Linked DNA regions of Homo sapiens: region 1 is linked to region 2. The links are chromatin contacts, found by Hi-C or POLR2A ChIA-PET in ENCODE. All regions are on one chromosome and are shown on one strand. Each heading gives the region's core, a stretch centred on a gene start or an enhancer-like site at or near the end of the contact. The rest is flanking DNA. Distances are from core to core; before and after follow the strand shown. Region 1 has its middle 21 kb from the start of MFSD2A. Region 2 has its middle 25 kb from the start of MFSD2A.

Region 1 (5,429 bases), core at 1,151-3,650, 46 kb after region 2:
AGAGTGTATCCTGAGGTGGCCAGAAGCCATCCTGCTTATCAAGGATGTTTCTGCAGAGCAGAGAGCAGTAAGGAAGCCTAAGCGCAGGCCCACAGCCTGGCTCCACGAGGGAAGGCAGGGTGGGTAGGCAGCAACCAGGGCCCGGGACTGAGTCTGAGGAGCTCCCCCCATCACTGTCCTACCTCATTCTCAGAGACTTTGCCCCACCCTCCATTCCAGCCAGGAATTAGACTTGAAGCTCTCAGTCCCCAGAACAGTCTCTCCAGGGCTCTCCTAAGCCTCTTCTGGAGCCCTGCCTCTTATCCTGATCGCCTTGTCCTTTACAGAAAACTGCACCCCTTTTGTTCCCCGTCAGGGTCCCCTTCCTCCCACCTCTGCCTGAGCCTCCCACCCAGCAGGATTCATCCGCAGCTGTACTGCTGGTCACGCTCGCCTGTCAAGGAAGTTTCCTTAACATAGACTTCCACAGGAGACGGCCAGGAGTGGGCTACACCCCCTTTATTTGCCCACCCCCTGACTTGCCCCTCTAGCGCCACAAACTCAAGGCCCATGTGCATGCAAGACTTCCCGAAGAGGCAGGAATTCTTGTAGGAAAATACAACTAGAAGAAATAATTTAAAATTGCACATATCACATAACTGCCCAAGGAAAAAACAACCAAAACCTGTTATAGTTTTTCACAGCGTCCCTCATGGGTACACTTGGTTCCTAACTTTGTTCTCTCATCTCAGATCCTCCCTCTCCACACCCACAAAAAGACTACCTTTTCAGTTCTCCACTGGGCAAAATATCCACCAGACTCTGTGCAGGAAACCTCACCTAGTAAGCCACATGCAATAGGATCAAAAGGATAAGAAACACTTAGTAGGAGTATTTCTTCTTCCCATGAGTCTAGAATAGTATCAAAGAAGGAGGATGGAAGGGTGCAGAAAATAGGTTTCAGCCAAACAGTCTAGGGTAGGCTTGGCAATTTTGATCCTCGTGGTCCTGTTCCTTTAATGTCTTTCTACCAATGAGAAGTGATGAGCTATGCCTCCTCCTCATTGTTCAGACTTGGCCTTTTAGAGCAAGTGAGGATGACCGTAGGGTGCTTAAATGCAGATCCAATATACAGACACATACACCCTTACAAAAGACAAGTGTTTATTCTCAGCAAAGATGCAGTCTAAATCCATCCTGAGGAAGAGAAACATTTTCCTAAGAGCCCTATAGTCTGATCCCTGCCTGCAGTGGGGCTAACACTCAAATTATTTTTCAGGGTGATGTCAGATGCTCTGGGTGCATTGTCCTGCTTCCAGGCTGTGCCTCCACCTATCCTGTGCAAAAAATGGGCCTAGTAAAGAGCATCAACCCACAGTGGCCCTCCCTGGATACATAATGTCCTTGTAAGAGCTTTGAAATGTACTTTCTTTACCTTAGACCAGATGAAAATCATGGGGGAGGGGGCTGAAATTCTTCCACCCCTAAGCAGAACAATCCAGAAGTGTTAGCTATTGGTTTTTCTCTTTTTTTTTTTTTTTTTGAGACAGAGTTTCATTCTTTTTGCCCAAGCTGGAATGCAATGGCGCAATCTCGGCTCACTGCAACCTCCACCTCCTGGGTTCAAGTGATTCTCCTGCCTCAGCCTCCCGAGTAGCTGGGATTACAAGTGCACACCATCATGCTCGTCTAATTTTTTGTATTTTTAGTAGAGATGAGGTTTCACCATGTTAGCCAGGCTGGTCTCGAACTCCTGACCTCAGGTGATCTGCTCGCCTCGGCCTCCCAAAGTGCTGGGATTACAGGCGTGAGCCATCACGCCCGACCGCTATTGGATTTTCTAAGTACCTCCTCATTCTTTCCATCTCCACTCCAGTCTCCCACTCTGACCACCACATCCTCCCTTACAGCTCTGTTGGTCTCTCCTAGGAAAGCCTCAGGGGTGTGAACCTCTAGTCATGCTCAGTTCTTGACATGTCTCACGTTGATTCATTCTGTCTCCCTGACCAGGCTGCAGCTTCTGGGTTCAGGAACTGGGCCAGGATCCCTTCATTCAGGCAGGCACTTACTGAGCCCTGACTCTGTGTCAGAGTCCTCGAGGAGTTCAGAGTCTGAGGGAGAAACCAACAGGTAAATAAATCATTGCAGTAAGAGTGTGATAAAAATTATGATAGAAGAAAACAGAGGAAAAATATGGGCAAAGTTGCCACATTGCACAACTCTGGGGGTCCGTATGACTCGTCTCCTCTGGGGTTGTGCAATGAGCCCTGGTCATGCGCAAGACCAGAGGAGGAGTCTCATCCAGTGTGGGAGGTCCAGGCAAGCGCCTCAAGGAGACCAGGCGTTAGCTGAGGCTCAAAGGGCAAGTTTGCCAGGCAGATGGGGAGTGAAGGGCAATCCAGGCAGAACAAACCACATGTGCAAAGCCACAGCGGGATGAGGAAACATGTTAAATGTTGGGAAATATCAGGAAATACATTTTGGCTGACGTACTGGGTACATGTGGGAGAATGCCTAGAGCTTGCTTGTTAAATGAATTAATGACTATAATAATAAAAATCATAATCACCAACATTTGTTAACCACTCTGTCTATGCCAGGCACCGTGCTAAGTGGTGTACATGCATTTGTTCATTCTAACTTCACAACAACCCCGTGAGGTAGGTTCTTTATTACCCTCCTCTCTGCAGATAAGGAAGCAGAGGCTCAGAGAAATTAATCAACTTGCTTAAGGTCACAGAACTAGTGAACTGCAGAGCCAGGTTGGAAACCTGGATCTCCTGATTCTAGAACACTGGGCCCTTGACCACTACTTCCCTCAATACTAGTGTCCTTGACTTTGGGCAGTCGTGGCTTCAGTGCAGACCGAGGAAGAGACCAGAAGTCACATCAGGCCCCCTTTAAGCTTCTCCAGCAGCAGGGCTCTCTGTGGGTATTGGCATTGACAAGGGTCAACTCCACTGAGACCTGGAGCAGGAAAAGGGGAAAATGGGGAGGGGGCCTCATGAGCTAATTCTCTCTGCATATATGAAAAGCCTCTGGGATTCCCAGAGCTCTCCAGAAGGAATTTGAGGGAGGCAGGGTCCTGCAGAGCCAGAAAAACACTATTTGGTGAAATTGGGTGTTTTTTGTTTTTTGTTTTTGAGACGGAGTCTTGCTCCGTCCCCCAGGCTGGAGTGCAGTGGCATGATCTCAGCTCACTGCAACCTCCGCCTCCCGGGTTCAAACGATTCTCCTGCCTCAGCATCCCAAGTAGCTGGGACTACAGGCACGTGCCACCACGCCCAGCTAATTTTTGTATTTTTAGTAGAGATGGGGTTTCACCATGTTGGTCAGGCTGATCTTGAACTCCTGACTTCAAGTGATCCGCCCGCCTCGGCCTTCCAAAGTGCTGGGATTACAGGCATGAGCCACCATGCCTGGCCTGAAATTGTTTTTTATCCTGGGCATGATGTAGCCTGGTCACACCCTGAAAAATGTCAAATTCTCTTCTGTTCACTCACACCTGCATTCCTTCTCATGTCACCTGTTTTTTTTTTTGTTGTTGTTGTAGTTGTTTTTGTTTTTTATTGAGACAGTGTCTTGCTCTGTTGCCCAGGCTGGAGTGCTGTGGTGCAATCACAGCTTAATGCAACCTTCGCCTCCTGGGCTCAAGCGATTCTCCCATCTCAGCCTCCTGAGTAGCTGGGACTACAGGTACCCACCACCATGCCCAGCTAATTTTTGGATACTATTTTTGGTAAAGACGAGCTCCTGCCATGTTGCCCAGGCTGGTCTCAAACTCCTGGGCTCAAGCCATCTAACCACCTTCACCTCCCAAAGTGTTGGGATTACAGGCATGAGGTACCACGCCTGGCCTGTCACCTGTTTTTGGTTTTTGTTCTTTTTTTTTTGAGATGGAGTCTCGCTTTGTCGCCCAGGCTGGAGTGCAGTGGCATGATCTCAGCTGACTGCAACCTCTGCCTCCCAGGTTCAAACGATTCTCCTGCCTCAACCTCCCAAGTAACTGGGATTACTGGCACACACCACCACACCCAGCTAATTTTTGTATTTTTAGTAGAGATGAGGTTTCACTATGTTGGCCAGGCTGGTCTCAAACTCCTGACCTCAGCTTATCTGCCTGCCTCGGCTTCCCAAAGTGCCGAAATTACAGGCGTGAGCCACTGCACCCGGCCACCTGTTTTTGTTTTGTTTTGTTTTTGAGATGGAGTTCCACACTTGTTGCCCAGGCTGGAGTGCAATGGCACTATCCCAGCTCACTGCAACCTTCACCTCCCAGGTTCAAGCGATTCTCCTGCCTCAGCCTCCCAAGTAGCTGGGATTACAAGCATGCACCACTACGCCTGGCTAATTTCTGTATTTTTAGTAGAGATGGGGTTTCACCATATTGATAAGTCTGGATGGTCTTGAACTCCTGACCATGGGTGATCCACCTGCCTTGGCCTCCCAAAGTGCTGGGATTACAGGCGTGAGCCACCACGCCCAACCCAGCCACCTGTTTTTTAACACCATCAGGACCATCCATCCTGCCACCCTTCCATCTTCTCCTCACCTAGAAGCCTGTCCTAGTTGTACTTTGTTTTTCCTCCCACAGGGCTGGCATTTCTCTTGCTATACCTTCCCTTGCCCTCATCCTGGGTTAGGCCCAAGTGATTCCTCTCCCAGTCTACTGTGAGCTGCTGGAGGAAGGCATATGATCTCTGAGCTTGCCTGCTCTGCAGCCCTTTGCCTGGTCCTTGTCAGCTCTCTGTCTCTTTCTCGGCCATATCCTAGGGCTTTATCTCCTCAACGTGACCTTAAATCATAAAGCTCTGAGGACCTCTTCCTTTAGTTCTCTTTTCTCTTTACCGCATCCTCTCCCACCACCTCAGTGACCATATTTATACCAATAACTCCCAAATCTATAACTCTGCCCAAATCTGGATACCTGAATGTGTATTTCACACATTTGTTCATACAACTGACATTTTTTTGGCTTGTTAGACACTGACATGGACACTGCCCTCGTGAGCTCCCAATCCAGTGAGCAGATATAACCAAGAAATTAGAATGAGGCTGGGCACAGTGGCTCACACTGTAATCACAGCACTTTGGGAGGCCGAGGCAGGCAGATCACTCGAGCCCACAAGTTCGAGACCAGCCTGGGCAACATGGTGAAACTCTGTCTTTAAAAAAAAATAGAAAAATTAGTTAGGTGCAGTAGTTGCACCCTGTAGTCCCAGCTACTTGGAAGGCTGAGATAGGAAGATCACTTGAACCTGGGAGGCAGAGGTTGCAGAGAGCCAAGATCATACGATTGCACTCCAACCTGGGCAACAGAGTGAGACCCTGTCTCAAAAAAAAAAAAAAAAACCACAAAATACATAGACCGGGCGCAGTGGCTCATACCTGTAATCCCAGCACTTTGGGAGGCCAAGACAAGTGGATCACCTGAGGTCAAGAGTTTGAGA
Region 2 (5,735 bases), core at 852-3,351:
CACCACCATACCCGGCTAATTTTTGTATTTTTAGTAGAGACGGGGTTTTACCATGTTAGCCAGGCTGGTCTCGAACTCCTGACCTCAGGTGATCCAGCCGCCTTGGCCTCCCCAAAGTGCTGGGATTACAGACGTGAGCCACCGCGCCCAGCCTCCTGAATGTAAATTATATCTCAATAAAACATTGAAAAGTAAGGAGTTTTTTGTTTATTTTTAATTACAAAAGCAAAATAAATGCTTGGTCTTTATAGACTACTAAAACAAGTATAACTAGAAGAATGACAGGCCTTGATCTCATTTCTAGGGACAAGATCTGTCTTCAAATTTATGCAGGTCTTCCATGGGACAAAGAGAAGGGTTGTATTGTGCAGATGCCAAAGAGAGGATCTAGAATCTGTGGGGACAAGCCACAAGGAGATAGCTTTCAAGATGAAGGAAACCTTTTTTTATGCCCTTCTCCACAAATGAAACAGGCTGCCTTGAGCCAAAATGAGCTGGCTGCCAAAGGCATGAGCAAGCAGAAGGCAGCCACAGGCATCCACGCATCAGGTGGGGTTGGATTAGACAGCCTAGGTCTCGTCCTCTGCCTCTGCTACTCCTTTAAGGAACAGCAAGGAGTAGAACAGCCCCTCCCACACTATGAGTTGTCCCTTTGTGTTAACAGAAATGGCCAAACCCATCTGCTGAAAGCCATAGATTGCTGGAGGACTAGCTCTGGAGTCTGAGCCCTGATGGCAGTGAAAAGGGAGGGAAGGACACAGGACAAAAGTCTTGGTTCTTAAGAAACGGACAGGCCAGGAGGTGGTTCACATCTGTAATCTCAGTACTTTGGGAGGCCAAGGAGGGAGGGTCACTTGAGCTCAGCAGTTAAGACCAACTTGGACAACATAGGGAGACCCTGTCTCTACAAAAAATAAAATAATTAGCTGGGCAAGGTGGCACGCCTCTAGTCCCAGCTACTCAGGATGCTGAGGCAGGAGGATTTGTTGAGCACAGGATTTCGAGGTTGCAGTGAGCCATGGTCACACTACTGTACTCCAGCTTAGGGGACAGAGTGAGACCTTGAAAAAAAAAAAGAGAGAAAGAAAAGAAAAAGGAAGAAAGGAAGAAGAAAGGGAGAAAGGGAGAAAGAACGAGAGAAAGGAAATAAAGAAAGAAAGAAAAGAAGGAACTGATAAATTTGGTGGGAAAAAATGGCCAGGCGCGGTGCCTCACACCTATAATCCCAGCACTTTGGGAGGCCGAGACAGGCAGATCACCTGAGGTCAGGAGTTCAAAACCAGTCTGACCAACAATGACGAAACCCCGTCTCTACGAAAAATACAAAAATTAGCCGGGCGTGATGGCGCACATCCCAGCTACTTGGGAGGCTGAGGCAGGAGAATTGCTTGAACCCAGGAGGCGGAGGTTGCAGTGAGCCGAGATCGTACCATTGCACTCCAGCCTGGGCAACAGAGTGAGACTCTGTCTCAAAAAAAAAAAAAAATTGGTTGGAAAACAAAAATAACTCTGAGCTAGGAGTGAGACAGATTCTCTCCTTCTGCCTGTGGCTGGCTGTGTGACCTTGTGCAACTTCCTTGTCCTCTCTGAGCCTGGAGTCTAGGCTGGGTAGTTCTTGGGCCTTCTCTGGTACTGACATCCTTTGAGGCCACACGGATGGCCACCTGGGCCAGATGGGAGTCACTGAAGGGGAAGGTACTGGGAGAGTGACTGCGGTGACTGTAGTGGCAGACAGGAGAAAGAGAGACTTTAGGACTCATTCCCCATCTCTTATGAAACACAGTAAGGGCAAACAGTCCTGCCCTTTCCTATTTCTCTGACCCTCAGTAGCCCTAGGACATCCCAGCTTCCTCCTACGCCACCCAGGCCCCCTTGGATCACCTTGGGGCAGGAATCCAGTCCACTCAACCCAGGCTAATTTAACAGGATTTCTACCAGACAAAGGGCAATTTCCTGGATGGTGAGCAGGCAGGGCTGGGCCTCTTTAGGGCTTGGGCCTCACCCCAGAAAGAGCCTTAAGCCACAGCAATCAGGGACTTCCTTGATTGCCTTGGAGATATAAGCCCCACGCAACCCTGCCCAGCTGCCCTGGAGGGAAAAAGGTAGGCTCTAGATCTTATCCAACACACCCAGTCCTAAACCTTCTCTGACTGCTACCTCCTGTCACTTTCTTCTCCTCTCTTCCCTGCCTCCATTCTTTTCAACATATTTATGACTCCACTTTGTGCTAGGCATTGTGTTAGATCCTGGATATACAAAGACTTGTGATCCAAGGTGGGTCCTGCCCTAGGAACTCAAAGACTAGAAGAGACATAGACATGTACAGTTGGTTCTTATGACTTGTATTATATTCCATACAGTCACCATGAACACTGAATTAGCAAATACTAGACCATTGTTCCTAGGGGAAATGGGAAATACAAAATTAGGTTCCTGAGAGCCTCTGATCATAATACTTTTTTTTTTTTTTTGAGATGGAGTCTCGCTCTGTTGCCCAGGCTAGAGTACAGTGATGATATGGCTCCGATGAGTGAAAAAACACCAGGGCTCTTGGTCCTCATGCCAGTTTAGATAAAATGACACGGACACACATGGAGTGGTTTTAAGGAACGGAGGGTTTAATAGGCAAGAAGGAAGGGAGAAGAAAGAAGGCAGAAGCTCTCTTGTACAGAGACGGAGGGAGGGGGGCTCCAAAGCCAAGAGAGGAGATCTCACGTGCCATGGATACTAACAAGGTATATGAAGAGGCTGGAGGAGGCGGTGTTTGATTTGCATAGGGCTCAGGGGATTAGTTTGACCAGGCATGTCATTCATGTAGCCCACAAAAAAAACTGGCCCTCCCACCCTAGCCTTTTAATATGCAAATACAGGGCACCATGATGTTCTACACACATGGAGATATGTGGGGGTGGCTATTTTGCCAGGCATATATGGGGCAAGGGCAAGAAGAAGAGGGCAGGAATCCCCATGTTTGGGTGGACCCAACTTCTAATGGCCTGCATTTGCGTATGAAAGGTTGCTGCCCAGGTCTAAGAGCCAGGGCTTTCATGCTAGACAAGAAATGTTTTTGGAGCTGCTTTGAAAATGAAAACTCTCCCAGGACCCCTTTTCCACTCTATCTGCCTAAAATAGCTTTTTTTTTTTTTTTTTTGAGACAGAGTTTTGCTCTTGCCCAGGCTGGAGTGCTATAGCACTATCTTGGCTCACCGCAACCTCCACCTCCCAGGTTCAAGCGATTCTCCTGCCTCAGCCTTCCCAAGTAGCTGGGATTACAGGCATGTGCCACCAAGTCTGGCTAATTTTGTATTTTTAGTAGAGATGGGGTTTCTCCATGTGGGTCAGGCTGGTCTCAAACTCCCGACCTCAGGTGATCCGCCTACCTCGGCCTCCCAAAATGCTGGGATTACAGGCGTGAGCCATCGCACCCGGCCTAAAATAACTTCTTAATAACTCCTACCACAGTGATGCAATCTTGGCTTACTGCAACCTCCACCTCCCAGGTTCAAGCGATACTCCTGCCTCAGCCTCCTGAGTAGTTGTTATTACAGGTGCATGCCACCGCGCCTGGCTTAAATTTTGTATTTTTAGTAGATATGGGGTTTCGCCATGTTGGCCGGGCTAGTCTCAAGCCTGTGACCTCAATTGATCTGCCCGCCTTGGCCTCCCAAAGTGCTGGGATTACAGGCATGAGCCATCGCACCTGGTCTGATCACAACACTTTTATTAAATGATCAATACATAACCATGTTTTACATGTGCTTCTATTTAAAGACACCTTATTTAATTGGTATTGTTGATTCATTGACATTGAACTCATTACAACTCATGCCTGAATGAAGCTTGTCTAACATATGTATTTTCTCTGTAAGGCACATCACGGCTGTCTTAGTCTATTTTCTGTTGCAATAACAGAATACCTGAGACTGGATAATTTATCAAGAAAAGAAATTTCTTTCTTACAGTTCTAGAGGCTGCGAAGTCCAGGAGCATGGTGTCAGCATCTAGTGAGGGCCTTCTTGCTACATCATAACATGGTGGAGGACAACACATGCAAAAGTGTTAGGTCAGGTCGCTCTTCCCCTCCTTGTAAAACCACCAGTCCCATCATAGAGGTCCCATCCTGATTATCTTATCTAATCCCAATTACCTCCTAAAGGCCCCATCTCCAATCAACATACAAATTTGGAGATTAAATTTCCAACATGTGAAATTTGGGGGACACATTCAAACCACAGCGACAGCCTTCTTGTGCTTAGAAACACTAGACAACACTTCAGCACTCTGTTTGGGGCAAGAAAAAGTATGAAAATGAAAAAACATGGCACTAAATAAACAACACCAAGTGAAAAAAAAGAAGGGCATCACTTTGCTCAGCCTCAGCTGGGAACATGCACATTAGACAACTTGAAATTTTTGCCACTCTGTGCATATCCATGAATGACCGTGAGTATTAATATGGGAGTTGGGAGTTAAGCTATGAGTACACAAAGGCATAAGAATAATCCAATGGACTTTGGAGACTCATGGGAAAGGGTGGGAGAGGAGTGAGGGATAAAAGCTACACATTGGATACTGTGTACACTGCTTGGATGATGGGTGCACAAAAATCTCAGAAATCACCACTAAAGAAATTATTCATGCAATCAAACACCATCTGTTCCCCAAAAACCTACTGAAATAAATAAAATAAAATAAAATAAATTAAAATAAAAGTTCAGGCCAGGCATGGTGGCTCATGCCTATAGTCCCAGCACTTTGGGAGGCTGAGGTGGGTGGATAACTTGAGGTCAGGAGTTCAAGACCAGCCTGGCCAATACAGTGAAACCCCGTCTCTACTAAAAACACAAAAATTATCCAGGCATGGTGGCAGGTGCCTGTAATCCCAGCTACTCGGGAGACTGAGGCAGAAGAATCGCTTGAACCCGGCAGGTGGAGGCTGCAGTGAGCTGAGATCACGCCACTGCACTCCAGCCTGGGTGACAGAGCAAGACTCCATCTCAAAAAAAAAAAAAAAAAAGTTCATAATAAAAAAATTAATTGTATTTCTATACACTAGCAATGAAAAAAATATGGGGGTCACAAATAAATGTTAGCAAGTAGACAAATTCATAAATATGGAATCTGTGAATAATGAAGGTTAACTGTGTTCTGCTCTAGGAGATCCTGGAGGAATCTTTGACTCAGGTTGGAAGCATCAAGAAAGACTCCCAAAGAGATAATACTTTAGCTATGTCCTGAAATACAGGGAGGTCCATGCAGGTGGCCCATGACCAAAAACTAAGTTATGTGGTTTGACAAAGAATTATTTCATTCTTATTCAGAAGCATTTTGTTGTTCTCATAAATGAGGTCACCTCTTTCACTGTATCTTCTAAGTCAACACTGAACAATAGAACTTTCTGCAATGATTGAAATGTTCTGATACAGCATATTCTATAATACAGTAACCAACAGTCACATGTGGTAATGAGACCTTAAAATGTGATTAGCGTGATTGAGGAATTGATTTTTAAATTTATTTGATTTCAATTATGTGGGATATGATGAGGTTTCTCTTCAAATAGCCTGATCAATCCTTTATTCTTTAATTTATAGTACCCCCCTACCCACCCCTTTTTTCTTTTTCTTTTTTTTTCTTCCTTTCTGCTTTTGTTACATGCCCAGACACGCCACAGTACCAGGCGTTATCAGTACCAGCTCACATTCCTTTCCTTATTTGGAAAGAAGACTAGCTCT

What was found. Hi-C counts contacts between places; a loop is a spot of excess contacts on that map. ChIA-PET counts read pairs that join two places held with the same protein, here RNA polymerase II (POLR2A). Pooled maps may share reads with other maps.
Region 1: a map of endothelial cell of hepatic sinusoid shows a loop between it and region 2 (4-fold over the local background). The contact joins two enhancer-like sites. A Hi-C loop is called at or near these places in 37 of 168 maps with a recorded cell type or tissue (GM12878, GM18951, HL-60/S4 and 26 more), 1 of 37 single-sample maps with no recorded cell type and 4 of 50 pooled maps. POLR2A ChIA-PET finds 5 or more read pairs at or near these places in 15 of 52 experiments (A549, AG04449, AG04450 and 12 more).

Annotation. Positions count from the first base shown.
Region 1 is chr1:39,931,367-39,936,795 of GRCh38, reverse strand. No RefSeq gene overlaps it. Among named protein-coding and RNA genes, the nearest start is that of MFSD2A, 21 kb to the left of the region's middle. Within about 2 kb of position 2,400, at least 13 of the 41 ENCODE cell types and tissues checked have a DNase peak (open chromatin) inside an H3K27ac peak, as active enhancers do; they include mammary epithelial cell and transverse colon, where a contact is called at or near this core.
Region 2 is chr1:39,976,982-39,982,716 of GRCh38, reverse strand. No RefSeq gene overlaps it. Among named protein-coding and RNA genes, the nearest start is that of MFSD2A, 25 kb to the right of the region's middle. RefSeq lists an enhancer at 1,491-2,344. Within about 2 kb of position 2,101, at least 5 of the 41 ENCODE cell types and tissues checked have a DNase peak (open chromatin) inside an H3K27ac peak, as active enhancers do; they include mammary epithelial cell and transverse colon, where a contact is called at or near this core.